3 separate regions of the Mus musculus genome follow, and all the other regions are linked to region 3. The links are chromatin loops, found by intact Hi-C in ENCODE. Cell type or tissue: left cerebral cortex. All regions are shown on one strand. Region 1 holds the start of 1700086L19Rik (RIKEN cDNA 1700086L19 gene). Region 2 overlaps Syt16 (synaptotagmin XVI). Region 3 overlaps Syt16 (synaptotagmin XVI).

Region 1 (8,000 bases), 180 kb after region 3:
ACAGATGCAGTGAGCTCAGAGGAGAGGGAGCCAGGCTGTTACAGTCTAGCATGAAGGCAAAGTCCAAATTCTCCAACTCAAAGAGCGTATGATACTATTGTACTCCAGGGTTCTATTCTCATTGTTTTTAACAAACCATTTTGATGTTAGTTGTGGCATTTCTGCCACTTGCTGCCCTAAATCTGGGCAGATCTGCACGAGAGAGAAAGGTTTCTCACTCCACAGTCTACACCCATTTTCTTTGACCATGAAGCTCCTGCTGACTGTCTCTCTACTTGAGACCTTGTTATCCTCAGGGTTCTCTTAAGCTCTCAGGGAGTACTCTACCTTATGCACAGGGGAGAAAGAAAGGCATGAGAACAAAGTGAGCTGATCTGTGGCCATACTTCTGCCCAATCTCCACTGGCCAAGACAAGTTATAGAACACTGTCTTTAAGGCAGTGGGGAACCAGGCTAGAGCCCCTAGTTTCATCTCCTAGACCTACATTAGAAATGAACAAGACAGCTCTAGCAAGTTGTTCTTGGGACTCCACACATGTGCCCTGGTTCATCCATGAACATGCATGTTCATCCATGCGCGCACACACTAAATATAAATGTGATAACTTTTTATTTTTAAAATAGTTGGGGATTGTGGTTTATGTGCCTGGGAAAATGAACAGGAGATTGTAAGAATTCTCTTAGACAGCATCTCACACCCTGAGAGCATCTATTCTGTTCATCCTCTGAAATGAGTTTCTTTCCAGTGTTGTCACTATGGTAGTGCTGAGCTCGCTTCTCCCCCCCTCCCCCGCCCCCAAGTTCCCTCTCACCCATGGCTACACTAGGACATTATAGGCTGGCCAAAGTGATCTGCTTGTTATATTGTATTTCAAGCACTCCAGGGCTGTGGGGACACTGGTGAAATGATGGCTCTAAGTCCAGGGTTAAGGGCTGGATTCTGAGCTGGAAGCCTGGGCGAGGCTGGATGCTTCTATGTGTGGGCCACAGTGAGCCCCAAGTGCTGCATTAAGGTATCAAAACACACATCTTAAGTTGTAAAGAAAGAAGAAAAGAGGAGAAACGGGTCTTCGGTAATCTATGCTTAGACCGTATCATCTGGAACCTCCAGAACTCTGCCTAGGAGTTCTGCTGCTTCCTCATTCTTCAACTGACACATTCCCATCCTTAAGAGCTGGAGTGGTACCCCATTCCATGGCCATGGATCTTTTCCCCTTGTGTTTTCTAGCCCATATGGTAGTTTTTTAAAAAGCCTATAACATGGCTTATTTATAACATAAAACCCCTGTTTACATCTTTGACTTGTTTCTTGACATAGCAATTACATCATTCCCACTTTGCTCTCCTTCCTCCCAGGCCCTCCTATATACTCCTCCATGTTCTCTTTCAAATTCATGGCCTATTTTTAAAATAATTATTGTTATATGCATTTCTGTATATGAATATATATATATATATATATATATATATATATATATATATATTCCTAAATACACAAATACAACCTGTTCAGTCTCTATAGTGTTACTTGCATATGTGTTTTTGGTTTGGATAACCAGTTGGTGTTATCTTTTTCTCTAAGGAAGACTATATTTCTCCCATGCTTGTCAGTCCTTAGTTACCAGTAGTGCTTTGTGTAGGGTTACTTTGCAAACATGAACCACCTCCAGTAACATTTTACCAAGGAACTGCATCATATAAACCTTAAAGCTTCCTCTGAGCCTCAGAGTTTCTGGGGATGTTTCTCCGGGACGACTTGCGATTACAGCTCAACGGGAGGCTGGCACAAGGAAAAACATCTGTGCCGTTCCACCTGCTACAGTCTGGACATAGTGACACAGGCCTGTTATCTCAGCGTTCAGAAAGCTGAGAGGCAGGAGGTCTAGAGTTCAAAGCTGGCCTGGGATACGCAGCAAGTTACTGTCACCAAACAACACAAATCTTTGCAGATATCAATGGGCCCACAGGGATTAAGAGCTGTGCCTTTATTCTATTTTTAGTTTTGCCGTAAGGCTTATGCTGTCAAGTTTTGCCGTAAGGCTTATGCTGTCATCCTGATATCACCCTGACCCGTGTCTATTAATGTTTATTGTTTTTCTTATGGGAGCCCTCCACGAAAGGGAGATGTGACAATCACCAGGAAGTTACATCACAGAAGGCCAGGTTCCCTCATCTGTTCAGATACATTGCACTGTACCCATATTGGCTGAGTCAAGCTGCTCCCCCAGATGGTTTCTCTGCCTTGGTTCCATAGTGACATGCCATGTGATTATGGGTGGGGGTTTTCGTCTGTCTTCAGTTCTAGGGATTGAATCTACAGGCTCATCCATGCTAAGCAGATGTGCTATTCCTGAGGCATAACCCATTACTAGGGATGGGCAGTATACCCCAATATATATATATATATTGGGGTATACTGCCTATATATATATATATATATATATATATATATATATATATATATAATTGCCTTGGGAGTATATGCCATCATGCTCAACTTTTAAAGATGGTTTCTGGAGATTGAACTCAGGTCTTATGTTTTCCTGGTAAGCCCTTCACCTCCCTTGCTATTGTCCATTTTTAAGTAAGAGAGGACAGTTCAACTCAGAGGACTCACACTCAGTTCAGATGACTGGCTTAAGGGTGTTAGTAAAATATCAGAGTGACTCTGGGTTGAATACTTCCTGGGTGGCTAATGGAGACCAGACAGTGGTCTTCAAAGAGGAAACAAAGTTGGTGCCTAAGAACAGTGCTTCACTAAGTTTTCCCACCCCCTAGCTGAAAAATGAAGGCAGCTCCTGGCTTCCCTCATAGACTGGGTAGAGCCCTGACAGCTACCAGCTGAGGAAACCAGAGATCTGGAGGTATCCCCACTGACCACAGGCTCTGTGCTCTCTGGCATGTACCTGGAGCTGTATGCTACGTGCCGGGCACTCCCTATTATCCTGAGGGAACTCATTTAGAGTATGGCAGCAGTACTCTAGGGTGGATTGGGGAGTGTGAGTTGGGCTGTAATTGCGAAAGCTGCAATGAGAATGTATTTAAACAGCATCTTGCAGGCTGAATGGGAGGAAGCCAGGTGAGAGGGAGGCAGGCACGTTAAACAAGAAATATCATTCACATAACTCAGGAGACCTTGGCACCTTCTCCAAACATGGTAGAGGAGAGTCCAGTGCGACTGGAACTGAAGGTCAAAGGTATAGCGAGTCCCAGGGAAGGGCTAGAGAAGGAAAGAGATGGCAGCCCCATTTTAGTCTCTTGCTGCCCATAGTGAAGTAGCAATGTGACATACTGCTGGTTGTCTGGAGGATCACAACTGTTCTCAAAGTTCCCCCTTAGACGCATAACAGTAACTTTGTGATTATTACCTCCTTAGCCTACCTTGGCTATTTATTACTTCCTTATACATCTCCAGATTACCTCATGATCGTCTCAAACCTCAGGGCAAATACGCTTCCAGAGATTAAAGTTTGACAAAGGCATGAAGTAGGTACTGGAGACCTCTGAACTGTGGGATCATACTGTACCCCGCTAGCCTTGAAGATGGCTGCCCCCACCCCCACCCCTTAGTACTTAACCCAGTGCTATGCAGCAGCAGCCTGGCTTGGATCTAAACACAGTATTTCTTTCTAAGTGAGTCCCAGGGGTGCTGATTTCCATCCTGGCCCTGGCCCTGGCCCAACTCTCTAGGGAGCCAGGGAAATTCTGTACTCCTTTCTTAGGAGAAATTTATCATCAAGGGAGCATGCTAAGCAGAATTTCTTTACTAGGTATTTTGGTTTCCTTTCTTGAATTTGCTCATTGGCTTCTCAGATGTTCCCACTTTGAGGTTCTTGCAGTCTTCTTTTTTTTCTTTCCCCTCAATAAAATAAAACCATTTCACAACAGCCACGGTGAGGATGAGAAGCAATGGTCAAGAATACAAACAAAAACTGAATCAAAATAAGCTCTATCAAGAAATTGGAGAAGCTGCAAACCTTTGTGGAAACTACATTAAAGCAACAATGACTGAAACATATGTAGTTTCCCCAGTATCCTTTGTGGAAAGTACCCTTTTGAGGTGCATTTAAAAAGATAGATTTTATTTGCCTTTTGAGAACTTAATACAGGTATGCAATGTGTTTCGACCATATTCATTTCCCACTCCCGGGACCACTATCCCTGGAAACCCCTACATCTTTCTTCCAACTTCATGTCATTTGTGTGATTATTTTTTATAGAACATTTCATATTAATTGAAGGGTTTATTCTTCTCTCATTTAGATGAAGTCTAATGGTATAGAGGCAGAACACTAGACCATGGGAACACCCCATGGAAACACTCCCCCTCGTCTACCCGGTGCCATCCTCCCGTTTTTAGGAGGTAGCCATATAGGGTGCCCAAAGGAATTAGACTCAGGATTGAGTTTCATGGATTAATATTTCCCTCTTTCAAGTCTGTCAATTGCTCAAACCTGCTTGTAGTAACAGGAACACAGTGGGACACAGTCCCGGAGCCAAAGGATCCCTCACACCTTTAAATGCAGTTCCACCTCTGTCCCCATTCAACTTCCATGGGGACACCAATCCAGCCTCCAGTGAGTGACCGTTTTCTGGGACGCGAGACTCCTCTTAACGCTCAGGCCCGCGACGCTCCCGCTCCCGTGTCGCCAGCTCTCCTGGACCAAGTCAGTGTGACCCGTGGCTGGACCCCTCGTTCTCAGCCTTCCTTCCCGGTAGAGCTCCCAGTCTGGCTCTCAGTAGCCCCCTCTGGCGCCCGAGACCTTCAGGAAAGTTGCTTCGGGCGGTGGAGGGGCGTCATCGCCTCCTAGCAACGCTCCTAGCAACCGGATAACATCTGCTCCCTTTGGTCCAATGCGCGCCTAGAAAAGCCGCGCGCCCGCCTCGCGTTCTGAGCCGGAGCGAGAGGCGCTTCAGAGAAGGAGGGACCGACCTGCAGGAGCCGGCCGCCCCGCCGAGCTGCAGTCGCTGCCGCCGCCGCTGTCGCTGTCGCTGTCAGAACCCGTCCGAAGAGTGACACCTTCGCGAAAAAACAGGAGCTGTGAAACATTTGCACACGCAGTCTTCGGGTAAGTGGACCCCTCTCAAGGTTTGCCAGGACCCCTCCAGCCAGGCATCTGACCCGAGGCCCAGAGAAGACGCGTTCCCTACGGCTGGAGGTTAGGGACTTGGCCTCGGATCCCACCCTGCCCCCAGCCACTGAAAAGTGACTAGCCACTGGTCCCGAATAACTTGATTTGATTTTTTAAATGCCAGGATTGGATATTGAGACTCCCCCTCTGTTCGCTACTGTCTGTTAGTGCTTAGAAGTTTTCCACCTTCCTTGATTTTGCTTTGCCTGGCTGCCCGAGGCTGGAGAGCTGGAGGCAGCTCCCAAAGGCAGCCCGTGGTTATGGATAAAACGACACGAAGTAGGCTCCACGAAATTCAGTCAACACGGGCTTCTGTTTTAGGTCCTCATCTGGAAAGGGTCCAGCTGGCCAGGAGCAGTGGTTCACTGGTCCTCAGCCTCCTGAGCAGTAACCATAGTAACTCACCTCTCTAGATGGGATCGTCCTTATTGGATGCCCGTCTTCCCTTGGAAAGCCCGTCTCTCTAAATATAGAAGATGATGAGATCCGTGAGCACACAGCCATGCAGACTAGGTGTGGTTAAACGGAACCCTTTGCTGAGAACTATCTTCAAACGTGGAGCAGCTACTTCAGACCTTGCCAGAAAGAGTCAGTATGTCAGAGAAAGAACAAGTTATGGTGTTTTGAGTTAATTGCTTTGTTATTTTGGAGGGTGATGCAGCCTAAAATTATACAAGAGCTGGCTGTGATTTTTTTTTTAATCACATTTCCCCAAAATAACCGCTCGAGTAAATCACTGACAAGATGAACTATTGTGCACTTTTCAGATCTCTTAGGGGGAGTTGACGTCGCTCCTACTTAAACTTAAGTGATCCTGAGTTTGAAGGTTTATCTTTCTTTCTAAACCATGTCCCAGATCGGCCCCACCTCAAACGTCTCAGTGCCGCCCCCCATCCCCACCCCACCCGCCTTCTCCTGCCCTGATAACTTATTCATGTCCCTGCATCCCTGATTCTTTAGAGGTGTCTTATGCCAGTATGTCTCCTTGTTTCAAGATCCCAGGTCCCCATTCATGAGCCCGAGGCTGTGAGACATGCTCCATGTGCCAAGGGGAGTTCTCACCACATCTTCCGAGGCTGTCCTAGACATACACTCTTCGGTCTGAGTCAGCATTACCAGGTAATCACCCTCCGAAGAGAAATTACTGTTTAAATATGTATCCAGAGAAATAAACGCTAATGTAGCAGCCCGGCAACTTACAGGATCAATAGAAGGGGCTGTTTGTATGGGCGGTTGCTGGGGAGAAGTCAATAAAGGTTTTCTGTAAAAAGGACATTTGTAGGCTGGCAGACTTTCCTCTCTTAGACCCCTGTGAATTGGGTGGGTCAAGTGAGGGAGCCTGGCTCCCGGAAGATGGCAAGTGGAAGCTTTCTGAGCACACTGGCAGTGTGGGTCTGGGGTGAAAGAAACCAAGAGAGAATCCTTCAAGTTGCCATAGGAGGTTGTGGGGACTCATGGAATGCTAATTTACACGGAGACTTGTGGTAGAGACCATGGAGAACTAACTACTTTCTTCCCAATTGTAAGACTGAATTTGGTGCATAAACAAATGTCCAGCTCCCTAGCACCTTGGAACTTAGTGTACTGAGGCATCTCTGGGCAGTACCCTGCCAGAGGCGACTAGCCCATCGAATGATAATGACAAATTCCAAAAGATGTACCTTCCAGTTGGAGAGGATCCATTCAGATTCCTATTCAAACACTTGCTCTGATTTCATATGGCTTTATGAATGTCATGAGACCTTGAAATCGTCCATTTAATATTAGAGGCTAAGATAATGATATATACAACACCAAATACTCTTCATTAGCTCTTAGTACCAGCCACCCTCCTCTCTTCTTCCAATAATTACCCTGTTTTATTGTGAGGAACAAATTTGTGGAGACAGATGAGACTTACCGCGGTCTTCCAGGGGTGTGTGTAAGTGTTTTGTGCATGGCTCATTCTCAGCCATGATGATTGGTTCCTGTATATATGTATTAGTTTTATAATTTATACATATATATATATCCCATTTCTTATGTAATATACATAGAAGTTTAAATCCCCTATGTCCTTAAATGCTTGAGAATGTCACTTGCTAGTCCATTGAGACAACTGTCACAATCAAAAAGTCAAAGGGCTTCTCAAAATTTAGTCTTGACTTTCATCATGAAAGTCGAATATGTAGAATATATACAGTGCAGATTTTGGTGAACATGCCTGTTTTAAAATTATCATAGTATTTAGTCCTTAATTTTTTTTAAAAAAAGTAAATGCTATGAAGATAGTAAATACTTAATCCTAATGATGTTGGTGGGTTCACAGCTACAGTGAATCTGCAGTGGCCCTCATCACTGTAGCTGCCTTCCATGCTTGCACACTCTGGGTTATAAAGAGTATGTGTGTCTGGGATATGATGCCTAGATCAAGCTCAGGGCAAACAAGGGCTTAGGGATGAAACCAGGATCTGGTGACAGCCTTGCATCTCCAGCTGCTCACTCTGCTGAAGTTTTTAGGAGCACATTAACATTCATGTTCGGACTCATGTCATGAAACTTCTGTAAGGCCTCAAAGATGCCTTGAGACACAACAGAGTCCTTGAAATCTACATCAAGGCTTCTATTCCCTGGTTCCCTGCTCGTGACTTGGTTTCAACGGGATAAACATTGGAGTCCAAAGTGTCCCTGAAAGCCAGCGCAGAGCCAGCTTAGACTGCCTGCCTGGGCAGCGCATGCTTCTGAAACTGACATGAAAACACACACATGAAGTGAAATATAAAATATACAAAAATACAAGTATAAAAATGTAAACGTAAAAATGAAAAATAGCCTTTTCAGAAACAGAGTCAGGCATGAACTGACCAAACTCAGAACTGAGGCTAAGGG
Region 2 (8,000 bases), 48 kb before region 3:
ATCATGAGATATGCTTTTAAATCTAGGTCTAGGTTTTCGGGTGTGTTGGGGTGTCCTGGACTGGACGAAGTGGGAGTGCTGGGTTCTGATGATGGTGAGTGGTCTTGGTTCCTGTTAGTAAGATTCCTACGTTTACCTTTCGCTATCTGGTAATCTCTGGAGTTAGTAGTTATAGTTGACTCTGTTTAGAGGTTGTTCTTCTGGTGTTTCTGTTACCGTCTATCACCAGACCTGGGAGACAGATTCTCTCCTCTGAGTTTCAGTGCTCAGAGCACTCTCTGCTGGCAAGCTCTCTTACAGGGAAGGTGTGCCGAAGAAGAAGGCCCAAAACAGGGCCTTTCTCAGAAGCTGTGTTGCTTTGGCAGTTCCCAGAAGCTGTCAGCTTCTGTGGTGCAGACTCTCATCTGTGCAGACTAAATTCCTAAGTTCCAGGGAGTCCCGGAACCAAGATGGCGACCGCTGCTGCTGAGGCTGAGGCCGCCTCCCAAGCCAGGCGGACACCTGTCCTCTGGTCCGGATGGTGGCCGGCTGTCTGCGGCCCGCCAAGGGTGCTGCCTCAGCGGCTCTGTGCTTCCGCCTGTCCCAGAAGCTGTCCGGTTCTCTCGGTCGCCAGTTTTTGCCACCATGTTAGGGGTCTGTGTTTGTGTTTTGGCCCTTGCAGGTTTCTACCATATATTTTTGAGGCTTCTTCTCCTCTTTTGTAGAAAGTCCGAAGAAATCCAAGCCAGCCATCTCTTTCTTGCTGCTGCTATGGAGAATAGGACACGAGGGAAACTCAGGATGATGAGCAGCAGCTGCCCATTGGCTCACACAGGATGGTTTAAGCCTGTAGCCTGTGGCAAGACCCCAGTTAAAATGGATAAATGCAAAGGTCTGTCATCTTATCTAACAGAGATGTCTAGGTGCAGGGCTGACTCAGGGTGGCTGGGCCTGAGGATGGAGATGTGGCTGTCACTTGCTGGCCCCTCCTTCCTGTCCTCCTTCCCTTCTTCCCCTGGCCTTTCTTTCTGTATTGCTGCCCTCCCTCAACTTCCCATCAGTCTTCCTCCATTCTGTCCTGACTTCACCTCCCTCCAGTCTCTTCCTCCGTCCATCTCTCTTTTCCTGCTGCCTGTGATTCATTCTGACCTCCTTCTCCCTTCACCTCACCCCTCTTTTCCCTCTCCCATCTTTGCTCCTCCATCCCCTTTACCTCCTATTCCTACTCCTGCCTCCATTCCTCACCCCCCACCCCCGGCCTTCACCTTCCCACCTGTTCACCTGCTGTCCCGGCCACCCTTGCTCTCCCTGCTTGTGCTTCCTCTGTGGCTCTATTCCTCCTCTGTCTGTCTTCTCATTGCCCACCATCTCTTGGCTCATGCTAAGCTTGCTCTCTAGCACAGACCCTCCTCCCATGGTGGCTTCCCTGAAGCTCTAGATGTCCAGCTTCCCTGTCCAGCTCGGCCTTTTCCATGGAAAAGGACTTTTTGTCTTTTAGAATAGTTCTGTCCAAAAGACTCAGGATTAGCCTTCACACGGCCCAGTAGGGGACTGAAATATGCTGCAGGCCAGAAGCTGAAGAGGGGCAGGGGAATTTATTTGTTACTGTGTATATTTAAGTTTTGGAAAGACATCAGCTAGAGAAGGCAGTTGAGGTGCTGGACTCAGAAGAGAAAGGATTGGGTGCAGGGCCGGTACCCTTGCTGAGCCTATCGGGCCTACTGGTTGCCAGTGCTCGAATAATGACCCCAAATCTCGATAGAATAGAAGCTAATTTTTTCCTTCTCAGTTTTCCGTAGTTCAGTGTAGGTGAGGTCACTTCCCACAAAGTTTCTCTCAGTAGCCGAGTGTTCTCGGCTTATTTCTGGGAAAGAGTAGAAAACAGATCACTGATTACTCTCAGGTGGCATGCAGAACTTTTTGTGTACAGCCCCTTTAACCAGAACCCAGACTCTTGCTCCTAAGCTGCAGAGGATCATGGGAACTTTGTTGGTGGTCTGTATACAGGAAGAACTTGAACATGACTTGGGGAGGGCATGCCAGTTTTAGGGCTGAGGTCAGGTGGTGGGGATGCATAGTGGACAGCAAGCTGCTGGGACTAACCCAGTTCTCTCTGGGTATATCACACACACACACACACACACACACACACACACACACACACACTTTCCTCTGAAGCTTTTCCCATCATTCCTTTGGATCTAGCTGGTCCTGAAACTCTGCCTTTTTTTTTTTTTGAGAAGGTTTTTGGTATTCATACTTCCCGACAACATGGACTCGAAGCTTCAATCTCTTCATTTCATAGGCATAATGTTTAGGACAACAGCTTCCCTGAGTCTTCGTTTCTACCCTTTCTATACTGTGCAAGGAATGGTCATTAATGTGAACCCAATTTCAAAAGCACGCAAACCGCTTCACGATTGGGACATTTTCTACTTTTAGCTGTCATCTTAATTAGCAGTTCAGTGAGGCTCCACATGCTTGTGTTACATCTGGGTGTGGCCTGTGCCGCAGGTGCCCATTCTCCACCCACTCGTGTCTTGTAAGTTCAGAGATAAAAGAGAGTCCAGGATTCACCCATTCCAACATCTTATTTTTCCATAAGGAGGAACCAAGGCCCAGAGAGGCTGCATGTTCATGCAGAGTCACACTGCTGGTCAGTGGTAGAGCTGAGCACAGAGCCATGCCGTCTGCATCCACCCACGGCTCCACTCTCAGGTGCAGCCTTTCACCTTTCCCAGTGTTGTTATTTTGACAGATACAAACTTGCCAGCCAGACTCCATGTCTGCTCAGCTCTGCCACCCGCCTCATAGGCGAGTCTATCGTTTTCCAGAGGTTGCAGGTTCTCTCCCTCCTACCCACACACCTCCTGCCCTGACCAGCTCGTCATGAAGTGTAGAGGTTTTCCTGCGTTCCAGCCTCAGAGACTGTCCTATCTATAGAAGCCGTTGGTTGTGCAGAGCAGGCTGGTGCAGCTGAATGAGAGGCGATAAAGACATAGGTAATTGCTGTAGGGTAATACTGCTGCCAACAAGATGATTGAACTCCCACACAGAAGGTGAACAGATGGTATATTTATTGAAATTCATCGGCTGTGAGATGGAATCAGTTTAACTGACGGCTGGGTACCCTCCTTTCAGACGGAGGGAGGCTCAGGAAACAGCAAGCCTGCCACTAGGGGGCATGATGGTCTCAGGCCCAGAGCCCCTCTTGTCAGAGAGGAAGCCCAGGTTCTGGGTACACTGAAGAATCAATCACTTTAGTTGATTTCCTGATTGAGGCTAAAAAATCATCTCTGTGGCTAAGGAGGAAACCACTATGTTTTTAAAACTTAAAGTCATTTTCAAAGGGCATTTACATAAAATACTCCACTAAAATAACATGGTATCAAATCGATGAGGAGGCAGACTGTGGCTTGTTGGGAGGGGGTGGGTAGGGCAGAGGCTTGGCTAGAAGTAGCTTTGGGTTCAGTACTCTTTAATATCATTGCCCCAATTGGACCTAATAACCTACCTACCTACCCTCTCCCTCTCCCTCTCCCTCTCCCTCTCCCTCTCCCTCCCCCTCCCCTCCCCTCCCTTCCCCTCCTCTTTCCACAGTCTTGCCCTTTAGTCCAGACTAGTCTAAAGTTTACAATGTAGCACAAGGTGGCCTCAGACTCATTAGTCACACCTCCTTATCCTTCTGACTAGCTGGGAGAAGGCCCATGGCAACAGGCCAGGTCACCAATGACATCCCTATCCTATCAGCTGCCTCCCTCTTCAGCATCGCCTGTGTCGTGTAGCCCAGAATGGCAGACAGAACACTGGCTCTAGAAACCTCATTCTGAAAGTTGTAAGAAAAGTGTGTAAATCCACTGGGAAGCCCTGGGACAAACTAGGGGAACTGACACGGGAACGTGGGTTGATGGAAACCTGGTATGTCCCCTAGGACCTTGCATGCTTGTCACCTCTGTTGTCTTAGCTAATCTTAAGGCTCCTCCCCTGCTGGGGGAGACCCTCTGCTTTCCAGATTCATAATAAACAGAAGCATTGCTGGTAACCTGGTGATCCCTCACCTTCGTCACTTTGTGTGGGAACAATTTCTTACTTTTTTGAGTTTATAAACGTGCCCATTTGTATACTCTATAGTCTTGATTGAATTGTTTCTTGTGCAGGCAGGTTTTGTGTGGTACCTAAATATTCTCATGCCTAAAACAGGCCCATGGTCCTCTACTGTAGGGTTGTTTATAAAGATTAAATGGACACTTATTTATTTATTTATTATTAGATATTTTCTTTATATACATTTGAAATGCTATCCCAAAAGTTCCCTATACCCTCCCTCCACCTTGCTCCCTTACCCACCCACTCCTGCTTCTTGGCCCTGGCATTTCCCTGTACTGGGGCATATAAAGTTTGCAAGACCAAGGGGCCTCTCTTCCCAGTGGGAACTAGGCCATCTTCTGCTACATATGCAGCTAGAGATACGAGCTCTGGGGGTACTGGTTAGTTTATATTGTTGTTCCACCTATAGGGTTGCAGACCCTTTTAGCTCCTTGGGTACTTTCTCTAGTTTCTCTATTGGGGGCCCTGTGTTCCATCTTATAGATGACTGTGAGCATCCACTTCTGTATTTGCCAGGCACTGGCATAGCCTCATATGAGACATCTGTACCAGGGTCCCTATTCTAAGGAGGAATGAAATATCTACCCATTGGTCTTCCCTCTTCTTGATTTTCTTGTGTTTTGCAAATTGTATCTTGGGTGTTCTATGTTTCTGGGCTAATATCCACTTCTCAGTGAGTGCATATCTAATGACTTCTTTTGTGATTGGGTTACCTCACTAAGGATGATATCCTCCAGATACATCCATTTGTCCAAGAATTTCATAAATCCATTGCTTTTAATAGCTGAGTAGTACTCCATTGTGTAAACGTACCACATTTTCTGTATCCATTCTTCTGTTGAGGGACATCTGGGTTCTTTCCAGCTTCTGGCTATTATAAATGAAGCTGCTATGAACATAGTGGAGCATGTGTTCTTATTACCAGTTGGAACTTCTTCTGGGTATATGCCCAGGAGAGGTATTGCTGGATCTTCCGGTAGTATTATGTCCAATTTTCTGAGGGACCTCCAGACTGACTTCCAGAGTGGTTGTACAAGCTTGCAATCCCATCAGCAGTGGAGGAGTGTTCCTCTTTCTCCACATCCTGGACAGCATCTGCTGTCACCTGAATTTTTGATCTTAGCCACATCTGACTGTTGTGAGGTGGAATCTCAGGGTTGTTTTGATTTGCATTTCCCTGATGATTAAGGATGTTGAACATTTTTTCAGGTGCTTCTCAGCCATTCAGCACTCCTCAGGTAAGAATTCTTTGTTTAGCTCTGAACCCCATTCTTAATGGGGTTATTTGAATTTCTGGAATCCAGCTTCTTGAGCTCTTTGTATATATTGGATATTAGTCCCTTATCAGATTTAAGATTGGTAAAAATCCTTTCCCAATCTGTTGGTGGCCTTTTTGTCTTATTGACAGTGTCTTTTGCCTTACAGAAGCTTTGCAATTTTATGAGGTCCCATTTGTCAATTCTTGATCTTACAGTGCAAGCCATTGCTGTTCTGTTTAGGAATTTTTCAAGGCTTTTCCCTACTTTCTCCTCTCTTAATTTCAGTGTCTCTGGTCTTATGTGGAGGTCTTTGATCCACTTAGACTTGAGCTTTGTACAAGGAGATAAGAATGGAACAATTCACATTCTTCTACATGATAACCACCAGTTGTGCCAGCACCGTTTGTTGAAAATGCTGTCTTTTTTCTACTGGATGGTTTTAGCTCCCTTGTCAAAGATCAAGTGACTAGGTATGTGGGTTCATTTCTGGGTCTTCAATTCTATTCCATTGATCTACCTGTCTGTCAGTTAAATGTACACTTTTATGTAAAATGTTTGAAACAAAGTCATACAAGTAGAAAGTACTCAAGGAACTCTAGCTTTGGTTTACTGTGACTACCATGATTATTACCCTGTGCATTTCTCACTGAATCCTATGGCTGCTACCACTGCCTCTACTCAGCCACTGTGTTACATTGTTACATTGTTAAATTGCTACTACTGACTTCATTTGAATTTCTGGGCATTCATTTGCACTGAATGTAGAAAATATTTAATCATACCACTTTAAGGTAAGTCCCCTTTTCTACATTTTAGTGAATTTGGAAAATTTCATTTCTTCTAGAAAGAATAGGTTAATCTGAGGCTTTTTTTCTGCTTTTTTCAGTGCAGATGGGGACAATGTAGCTCCTGCTTGTCCTATCTGCCCTGAGATATCTTGTCTTTAGATTATTCCTTTGTCCTCTGTTCTTGCACATCTCAGAATCTCCAGCCATTCTTGTGCCTTGTGGGACTCTCTAGTGTCATGCTCTAAGAAGCTCAGCTAAGTCATCATTCATAGTAATACAGCAGTTAATTTTTATATCATTAATTTTGTGTTTCATATATAATGTATGTGCTTGGACAGTCTGATAGACCTGTCCAAGCAGTAGCTTTGGGTCCACCAACCTCACCACAAACACCTGAACAACGTCTTCCTTCTTGCCATTGGGATGGCTTCTCCATCATTAGCTGAGAGGAAGTTCTCAGCTTCACATGAGCTGTTGGGACACTACAGTATGTGTCAGTGGTGACTGAACCTGCGATATGTGTTATGTGACCACTTGCTTTGTAGTGTTGAGATAGTCACCTTACATATTCATATTATTCATAAGGAAATATGTAAACTAGCTTCAGCTCCTCATCCCATATCATATAAACAAGAGGTAGACTCTCACCACTTCCTCTCCTGTATCACTTGGGATAGTGTTGTTTGCAGGAACTGAGATTTATATTTCCAATTTGTGAACCTAGGGCAGAGGTTAACAAACTGTGAACTGTGTCAACCCCAGTCCATTGCCTGCTTCACGTCTGACTTGAGAGCTAAGAATAATTTTCATACTTTTAAGTGGTTGAAAAAGAATTGAAAGAAGATTATTTCATGACACACAAACATTATGTGGAAATTGAGTTTCAGTGTCTATAAATAAAGTTTTATTGGAACACAGCCATGTTCATTCGTTTACGTATTGTCTGCGGTTACTTTCAGAGCTCACTGGCAGAACTGAGCAGTTCCAACAGACACCATATGGCTTGCAAAGCTGACCCCTTAGAGAAAAAGTTTACTCACCCCCTCTTTAGGACATGGATACAAAGTGAAGTACAGATGAGCACAAAAACACTATGTTTGGAATTTTCTTTCACTGCCTACGGGTTGGAGCGAAACAACCAGACTGTGCAGGAGCCCATCTTCAGGAGTCCAGGCACGGCAGTTGGGCTTTCACCATTCAGTGTATGATGGTTACATGAGTTCCACCCCTCATCCATGGTTCTTGAAGCCTGCTTCTGTCTTATGCCACCTGCATAATCTAATTTGCATCTTGAGTGGAGATCTAGCTACCACTTGGACTTTTTCAGAATAAGGAGAACGGCTTTTTATGAAGCCATCTGTAGATGGAAAACAAATAGCAAATCAATTCCCAGTCCTCGATTGTGGCATTGAGGGAGCTAGTGAACAGCACGAGAGCGCCTGACAAATTTGTTCCCCAAGTCAAGACACCTCTGGGGACAATCCAGCATCTACTAGATGAAGGAGGCTGGTGAAAGCATTTGGGAGGTAAAGGCAGATGTGCCCTTGAACCCATAGGCACACTGGGCTTGGGGACTGGCAATAGCTTCAGGCAGATTTGCCTTCCGAAGTCTCATCTCCTCCTCCAGCCTATTTTTCTTGAAAGTCCAGAACCACCTCTCTTGGGGTTGCCGTTTCTGCCTCTGTGACATTTCCACTATATCTCTAGTAATGAGGATAACAACCGATTTTTTTTTTCTGTATTTGCTTCAACATTGTCAGAATTCAACAACAGGATCCATCTTGTTCCTTTCTTCTTTTCCCTGACCACCCTATCTGCAGGTTATACTCTGCCCCACCACACCCCTGGGGGAGTTGTCAGAAGAAAT
Region 3 (8,000 bases):
CATTAAGTCCAGTTTTTGTTGCCCATATACCTGTGAGTTGTGGCTATCCACTGGAATTTGGTCAACGTATTAGGGACCACATTCTTGTAGAAGGGTAACTCTCTCATCAGCTAAGGTGGTACTTCATGCTGTCTTCTGCCATCTACACCGGTATTTTATCAGGCTGCAGCCTGTTCAGGTCCTATGCATGCTATCACAATCACTATCAGTTCATGTGTGTATCTGTTCTGTTGTGTCTGGAAAACTGTTTCATTTCAGTCATCCATAGTGTCTAGCTCTTATAATTTTTCTGTCCTCTCTTCTTCAATAATCTCTGAGCCTAGAGAGGAGGGGCTGTCTCTTACTCCCTGTTGACCAGTTCTGGGTCTTTATTTGCCATCTACTGCAAAAGACACGCCTTTGATGAGGGTTAAAAGATGCACTTGTCTGTGGGTCTAGAGATAAGTCATTAGGAGCCAGTTTAATACTGTGTTTTCTTCTCTGATAGTATTCATAGCTCCTTCCAGGGAGGAAGCCTCTAGGTCAGTATCAGCCTTATTTCCCTGTATTCTATGACCCAAGGATGTGGTATCGTCACACATTCTGGAGAGCGGCCAAGAGCAGTGGCAAGCACTTATATATTTGGGAGTCTTTGGCCAACAACTCTCAAAGAAGTAACTCATTCCTCATTCTGAGATTTTTCTTTGCGAACCTGTAGTATCTAGTAGAAACATGTATCTCCTGATATTAGGGTTCTGCCCATTAATAGAGTAAGTGTGTTTAAACTCCTTTTATATATGCATACATGTACATTTAAAGAAGTTTCTTTTTCCAGAAACACTTGAGAGTTAATTATTCTTCCCTGTACCCCGCCCTTCCCCCACCCCAGTTAACGTTTTCTGTTTCATTATCCTTAACCTTCCACCCCCCAATCCGTACCGACATGTTCTATTTCTGTTCTTTAAAAGCCACCCTCCATAGCTGCTTACTAGTTTCAGACCTCTTATGGTAATTCCAAATGAACACATATATCTAAAGATACAAAGCTAGCATCTTCAAATGAGAGGATTACCTCACTCAGAGTAATTGTTTTTAGCTTTATGCCTTTATCTGAGAATTTCATAATTTGCCCTTTTTTTCCTTTCTTTTCTTTTCTTTTCTTTTCTTTTCTTTTCTTTTCTTGTCTTGTCTTGTCTTTTCTTTTCTTTTCTCTCTTTCTCTCTCTCTCTCTCTCTCTTTCTCTCTTTCTCTTTCTCTTTCTCTTTCTCTTTCTCTTTCTCTTTCTCTTTCTCTTTCTCTTTCTCTTTCTCTTTCTCTTTCTCTTTCTCTTTCTCTTTCTCTTTCTCTTTCTCTTTCTCTTTCTCTTTCTCTCTCTCTCTCTCTCTTTCTTTCTTTCTTTCTTTCTTTCTTTCTTTCTTTCTGGCTTTTGTGAAAAGAGCATCAGTGACCATGGATGAGCGGGTGTGTCTATAATAAGAGAAAGGATCACTTGGGTATATGCCTGAGAGCAGAATAGCCAGATCATCAGGTAGATCTATCTCCAACTTTTAGAGGGACTTTCATACCAGTTTCCATATGATTGCACCAGTCTGCGCTCCCACCAGCTGTGACAAGTGTTCCCTTTTCCCATAACCCTTGTCAACCAGAGTATGACTGCTCTGACTGGAGTGAGATGTAATCTCAAAGTAGTTTTAATATTCATTATCCTCCCTTTCATACAGATTGAAATACTATGATTTAACTCAACTCTCCCTCACGTTAACATTTAGATGACTCCTAGTGTCTGTTCTCCAAGGGGCTCTACACTCACGTTAAGTACTCAGCAAATCAATCGGTTCTTATTTCAACACCAGTCACTTACATTCCCCATGTTTCTTTTAAGTCAGGGCATAAGCCTGAGCAAAGACTATATAAGAGGAAGGGCAGAACGCTTTATGTGTGTGTACCTCCTAATGCGGGCTCCTACATTGAGACATTATGCAAAGGAAACGTCAGGAAGAACAATGATCAATGCGACATTGGGAAAGCCACAGTGTATGATGGCGTTTCTCTGCATTATACCGAGTGCTAGGGAGATGATCACACGTTTCACAGCTTGGAGCTTTCCCTCTGGTGATTGGTTCTATGGCACAGTATGGACAAGGGCAGGTCTGGGACAGGGCCAGTTCCCTTCTCCTGGTCCTGCCCCCAACTGGCTTGTGGGACTAGGTTAAACCCTTAGTTTTATTCTCTGTAAGTTGGTAAGATGATGATGACAATGATGATGATAATGATGATTTTTAGCTCTGGGGTTCTCAGATTTAAATTTTAATTATTTTAAGCTCATGATATATGTTGAGCAAAATTGTAGTACCTTGTGATGAAAGAATGGGCTTTAAAAAATTCCCCAGAGTTTTAAGTGTTGTGGTCTGGTAACCTATTATATTTTACTGTGGTGAATTTAGTGCTATTTACTGAAAGGTGTGTGTGTGTGTGTGTGTGTGTATGTGTGTATGTGTGTATGTTTGTGTGTGTGTGTTTGTGTGTGTGTGTATGTGTGTATGTTTGTGTGTGTGAGCATGTGTGTGTGTGAATGTGTATAAACACATGTGCACAGTTGGGTACAAATATGCAGGCCCATGTGCTGTGGCCAAAGGAGGGCATATATTGAATATCACTGTCACCTCTGCCTTGCTCTCTTGAGACAGTGTCTTTCACTTAACCTGGAACCAGGACAGCAGCCAGCAAGCCCCAGCCATCCTTCTGTGCCCTCTGTTTCCTCAGCGCTGGGGTTACAGGCATACGTATGACCACCCTCAGCTTTTAGATGGGTTCTGGGATCTGCTCTCAGGCACTCATGCAGCATGTAAAACAAGTGCCCTAACTTATCATTTCCATCATTTCCTCAGCCCATTGCCAGAGTAGTTTTGTATGCTTGTTACTCATTTTCTATTTAAATTTACTTTTATTGCCCACATGAAAAATATACAGTATGACATTTTGATAGCCACAGACACAGCAACATTACCCAAGGCGTGCAATTAAACATACTCATCACCTTCCATAGTACCTCTTTGACCATACATTTTTCCATCTTGATTTTACTGGGCATAAGAAGCCACTCCTCTTTGCATAAAGTCAGTTTTGAGGGTTGGCAGACCTGGGACTCTTGGGATACCAGCATCTTCGTCCTCCCAGGCTCTTACCAGAGACAGCCCCAGACTCTTTCAGCTTTCCACTTCTCCAACCCTCCAGGATTTTTACCAGAATACATGCTTTCTCTAGAGCCCTGGATCCCCTTGCCAATCATGTGACCCTGCCACTCCAGCCCAAAAGTCAGTATGCTCCTTTAGACCCTTCAGTAAAAGGACACAAGGCCCTGAGAATCACAGCTTCCACCAGCTCCTCCCACTTTCATCAGATGCCCAAACAACCTGGAATCTGCCCTCGCTTTGATTCTTAGTTACTTTTCTTTTACTCTTTAGAGTTTACATTAAAAAAAAATCAAATTATGGTTTTCATTTTTAAAATTCTTCTATTATTATCTATTCTTTCTTCTTCAATCCTATGTCATTTGTAAATTGAACATAGATTTATTTCATACACTATATTCTGATTACAACTTCCCCTCCCAGATCCTTCATACCTCCCACCCATCCAAATCCTCTCTCTCTCCCTCTCTTGCTCTCTCTCATTAGAAAACAAATAGATGCCTAAAAAAAAGAATAAAATAAGATGAAATAAAAACAAATTTTTATCATGAACAGGACAAAATAAACAAATGAACAGAAAAGAAGAGAACCAAAGAAAAAGCAGAAGAAACACATATAGATGCACACACACACGCACACATACACACACACACACACACACACACACATTTGCATACATAGAAATCATATAATGAAACAAAACAGAAACTATATCAACAAAAGACCTGTAGGGTAAGAAAATACTCCAAAATATTACTGAGTTTGTTTTGTGTTGGGTATCTACTGCTGGGTATGGGGCCCGCCCTGGAATGTGGTTTGCTGGTTTCACTCTCGAAAAGTCAAGAGTCGGATTGATTTTGCTGCCTGCCGTACTTCTTTACTGGTACCAGCCTAGCCTCGGCTCTCTGGCTGGCCAAGCTTTTGTGCTCATGGCTGAGGATGCTCTATTTCTATGTCCAGACCTTTTGCAGAGAGGGGGGGGGGTGGTCCCTGCCTAGAAGAGTTGCCAGGGATGGCACTGAGCATGCACAGGGTCGGCCCACACTTCTTTCCTACAACTCTGAGTTTCACTGGGATGGTGCTTGCCTGCAAACTTTGACCTTCATCTGGATGTGTCTCCTGCAGATCCTACTATATCAACAGACTTAGAAAGACGTTTCTTATAATCATTGTAGTTAGTCTTGCTTTGTACTGTGGTAAGCATATAGCAGATGCTTTTTCAGTTTTTTTTTTTCCTTTTCATTATTTTTAGCTTTTGGAGACAAAATCTTATGTGGCTCAGGCTGGCCTTGAACTTACTTTGTAGCCAAGGATGACCATGAACGCCAGATCTTCTGGGGCTTTAATAGGTGCGTCTTCTCAGGTTTAAGTTCGTTAGAATGACTCCCAAAAGCCACTAAAAAAGGACACAGCAAAAATTCAGTGATACAGGTTTTTTTTTTTTTTTTCTGTACATTTTAATTTATCATCCATGGTTTAGGATATCGAGCAAAAGGGTTCAAATAGTTAGGCATTTTTGGCCAGACCTTGCAAACCAGAGAGAACCCTTTATCTAACCTTATTGCTCTATAGAAATTTAAGCTGTACAGGAATACTTTAATTATCAGAATCTTTAGAAAAAGCCTCTGAGATTTGTGAGAAGTTTACATATTATTATACAAAGCAAAATTTTCTTTAAGAGCGTATCTAAATCCCATCTGTTTGATTGGAAAGAGGAACTCGGAATGAATCCATCCAATTTTCAGGTTTCTCCCTTGGAGAGGATTGTGATTGAAAGTCAGGGACGGGCTATGTGCTCCCCCCCCCCCCACCTCTGTGATTTCTAGAGGCAGTTTTAAGGTTTCCATAGCAATGCACAAGGAGTCATCATTTTCTACTGTGATTTCCCAGCAAAGAAAAGCATATTGGTAACCATGGTTTAGTAGAAATGAAAAAGGCGGCTCTAGGATCAGTCTAAATTGGTCTGACTGACAGGGGCAGGGCGCTGTTCTGTCAGCTGAATGCAGCAGACTGAGCTTAGGAACCTCTCTCAGGTGATGGCAGGGGGATTGGCCCCTTGCTTTAGGGTCTTGCTTAGCTAGCCTTGGGGGTTGGCCACTGAATTCCCATTTTGGAAGCCAGGAGTGTTGCTGCCACACCCTGTTCACTTTCCTCTTTCTTTTCCACACCTGCTGGCCCGAGGCCTTCCTCTTTGCTCTCTGCCCTACTTGCCTCTTCCTTTGATCCCTATCAGTTCCCAGCTCTACCTCAGAAAGCTGCTCTCAGTTGCCTGAGCTCCAGGGTGAGTAGGTCAGAGGCTCCACATCCGGCATCCTGGCTTATTTTCTTATTGCCCTCAGGTGCTGGGCCTGCTGTGTTCCCTTCCTTGAAACAGTTCAATCTGTTTTCTTCCTTACTAAAAGAGGCACATCTGCAGCTCAGGCCACTAGGTCCATTCCACCATCTTTGTTTGGTTAAACCTAAACAAATTCTTCTCTTTGGTGAATTTAGAAAAACATACCATATTCACTGTCCAACATACACATGGGCTGTCTTACACAGAACAAAGGTAACAAAAAGACCATGAGAGAATGTTTGTCACTCCATAGATGGGATCAAGGGCTTCTCACTGGGGAGGGCCATCTCTGTGACTTCATTTGCAAGAGCTTAAGTATTTACATTTTCCTTAAAGTGCATTTTTTTGAACTAGTATTTCATCATAGCTTCAAAAAGCAGTCACTGCTCATAATTGCTAGAATAATCCTAATGTTGATGACAGCCATGATTGGCAGTTACTTAGCTATGAGTGAGTTTTAGAAAAGCCAAGATGATCCTTTGCCTTAGGAGAAGACTCACTTCCTTCCCTTGCCAGTTCTGAAGGAAAGACCCTCGACAGCAAGGGAATGGCCCAGTCTTGAGATCCTGTCTATCAACTGTCAACTTAGACCTAGGCCAAGTCTTTGTTGTTCTTAGTTAAGATCACTATAGACTCTGCTGACATAGTCTCCAATGAGTAATTGTCATAAATGCTTTAGTTGGACAGGACATCCCCTCTTGCCTTTCGTAGGAAGAACAAATGATTGCTGCTTAAAGAACAGAAATCCACAAAAATGCCTTCAGATTTAGTTTGCTTTAGGCACCAGATTTCCCATGTACAATGTAGCTTTTGGGTCTCTTAAGTTCCAACTGGAAAAGAGAAGAATAGACCCTTCCTCTGGGGAAACATCAGAGAGCTACGTGTTCATGGTCAGGCATAGAAGAAGTCCTTTGTATCCATCTAACACATGCTGAGGGAATATTCACGTAGATAGCAGGGCACCAGCATGGCACCCAAATACCCTCCAAGGAATGTCCCTTCCAATGAAGAAGGCCTGTTTTAGTTTTCAACTTTTGCCTCTTCGGTTACTCTATACCCAATCCAACTCCAGAAAGGAAGGGTGGAGGGAAGAGACAGCGCACATCTGAGCTGACTCTTGTTTAGTTCATGTTCTATTGCTTAGCAAAGGAAAACAGAAGTAGTAAGGCAATGCTCCAACAGAGTAAGGGTTGTTGTAGCTTCTCTTTTCATGCTCTTTGGTTCTTAGGCCATACGCTACTGTTTTCTGAATGGTATGCTCTCCAGACTCTGTGATACACACAATAAATGATGGGAGGGAAGCAGGGTATGATGACTATTGAAGGCGTTCTCAAAGCAACAGACCTTTAACAATTACACACCTGCCCAGCTTGCCAGGTATTAAAGGCTTAAACCATGGTTGCTTGGAGGGGCTGGATACTCCCTTTTTAGAGCTGAATGGGAAGCAATCACATTAAGAGAGGAATTGGGGGTAGCATTTGACTAGCAGTGCCTTCCTGGGGAGGGATTAGATTAGAGGCCCCTGGGCTGAGACATGGATATGTAATCCCTCTGTCCAGGGACAGTGAGTTGAGCCCACTGACTTTGTTAAACTAGCAGATTCCCATAGGAGCAGAATGAGTTGGGGGCTGCTTTCAGTTAAAATCAGGCTCCATATATAGACACTCAATGGGTTTTATCTTGAAAAGTTAGCTCGAGTTTAGGAGTGACAGTAAAAACCATACTTGGCAGGGGATGGATTTTGTGTAGCATTCAGAAGGATGAACATATGGGGCAGAGGGAGCAAGGGACAGAGAGATTCTAAAGGCAATTTTGTGTTAATTCATAAGGAATAGAATAAGGTTTTGAACAGAGGTCTCAACGATGCTCAAAACTTTGTTGTAGAAACCTGGAAAGGTTTTTGCATCATTTTCTTCTCTGAGCCCTGTGAGTTGCATGATCTCTTTCAAGCACCAATTGCCAGTCTGTTTTAGGATTGGGAGATATACATATTTAGTCAACGAGACAGCAAGTACTTCTCTGATATACATCTGTAGTTCAAAGTGTGCAGCTGTGTAGGTCGTCTAGGCTGCTGTAACAAATCCCATTGACTGGGAGGTGTAAAAAGCAGCTGTTCTGCAGGGAGGAGTCTGAGATCAAGAGCGGCTCTCCTTCCTCCTTAGTGTCATAGGTGGTCCTCTGCCTTTGTCTTTACAGGGCCTCTCTTCCCACCATGTGCATGCTCGTGGCTGGGTTTCTTCTTGTTATAACGACAGCAGTTGTGTTGGATGTGGCTCCATTCTTAAGAACTCAGTTTATATTATATCTCAGCAGATGGCATGTCTAAATATGGCTACGATCTGAAGTACTGGGGGTTAGGATTCCCACGTCTGAACTGGGGAGGGGGCAGGGCAGAGTCTGGGTTGTAACATCCTCAAAAGGGACAAAAGTGAAGAGAGGACTAGAAGCCAGGTCCTCCTTCCCTCAGCCCTCCTGCCAGACCCCTGCATGTCCTA

The links. A loop is a pair of places that touch in the nucleus more often than their neighbours do. Peaks named below come from ENCODE experiments on the same cell type or tissue, not always from the same donor. Only the 100,000 strongest peaks of a DNase experiment are listed, where the experiment ranks them.
Region 1: it touches region 3 in a loop (2.9-fold over the local background); 3 of 42 quality-filtered maps call a loop at or near these places.
Region 2: it touches region 3 in a loop (2.6-fold over the local background); 4 of 42 quality-filtered maps call a loop at or near these places.

The regions. Positions count from the first base shown.
Region 1 is chr12:74,279,388-74,287,387 of GRCm38, forward strand. It overlaps 1700086L19Rik (RIKEN cDNA 1700086L19 gene), which reads left to right and starts at 4,889. Exons shown (of 4, transcript NR_030735.1): 1 at 4,889-5,069; 2 at 6,128-6,251. In left cerebral cortex, a CTCF peak has its summit at 4,762; DNase peaks (open chromatin) are centred at 4,350, 4,827, 5,528, 6,185 and 1 more place; H3K4me3 peaks cover 3,648 bases; H3K27ac peaks cover 2,776 bases.
Region 2 is chr12:74,052,704-74,060,703 of GRCm38, forward strand. All of the region lies in intron 1 of Syt16 (synaptotagmin XVI), which reads left to right. Among named protein-coding and RNA genes, the nearest start is that of Syt16, 59 kb to the left of the region's middle. In left cerebral cortex, a CTCF peak has its summit at 3,150 (motif pointing right); DNase peaks (open chromatin) are centred at 3,046 and 7,301; H3K27ac peaks cover 919 bases.
Region 3 is chr12:74,100,929-74,108,928 of GRCm38, forward strand. All of the region lies in intron 1 of Syt16 (synaptotagmin XVI), which reads left to right. Among named protein-coding and RNA genes, the nearest start is that of Gm40889, 36 kb to the right of the region's middle. In left cerebral cortex, no CTCF peak of the experiment used is centred here; DNase peaks (open chromatin) are centred at 4,109, 5,126, 7,284 and 7,833; H3K27ac peaks cover 2,814 bases.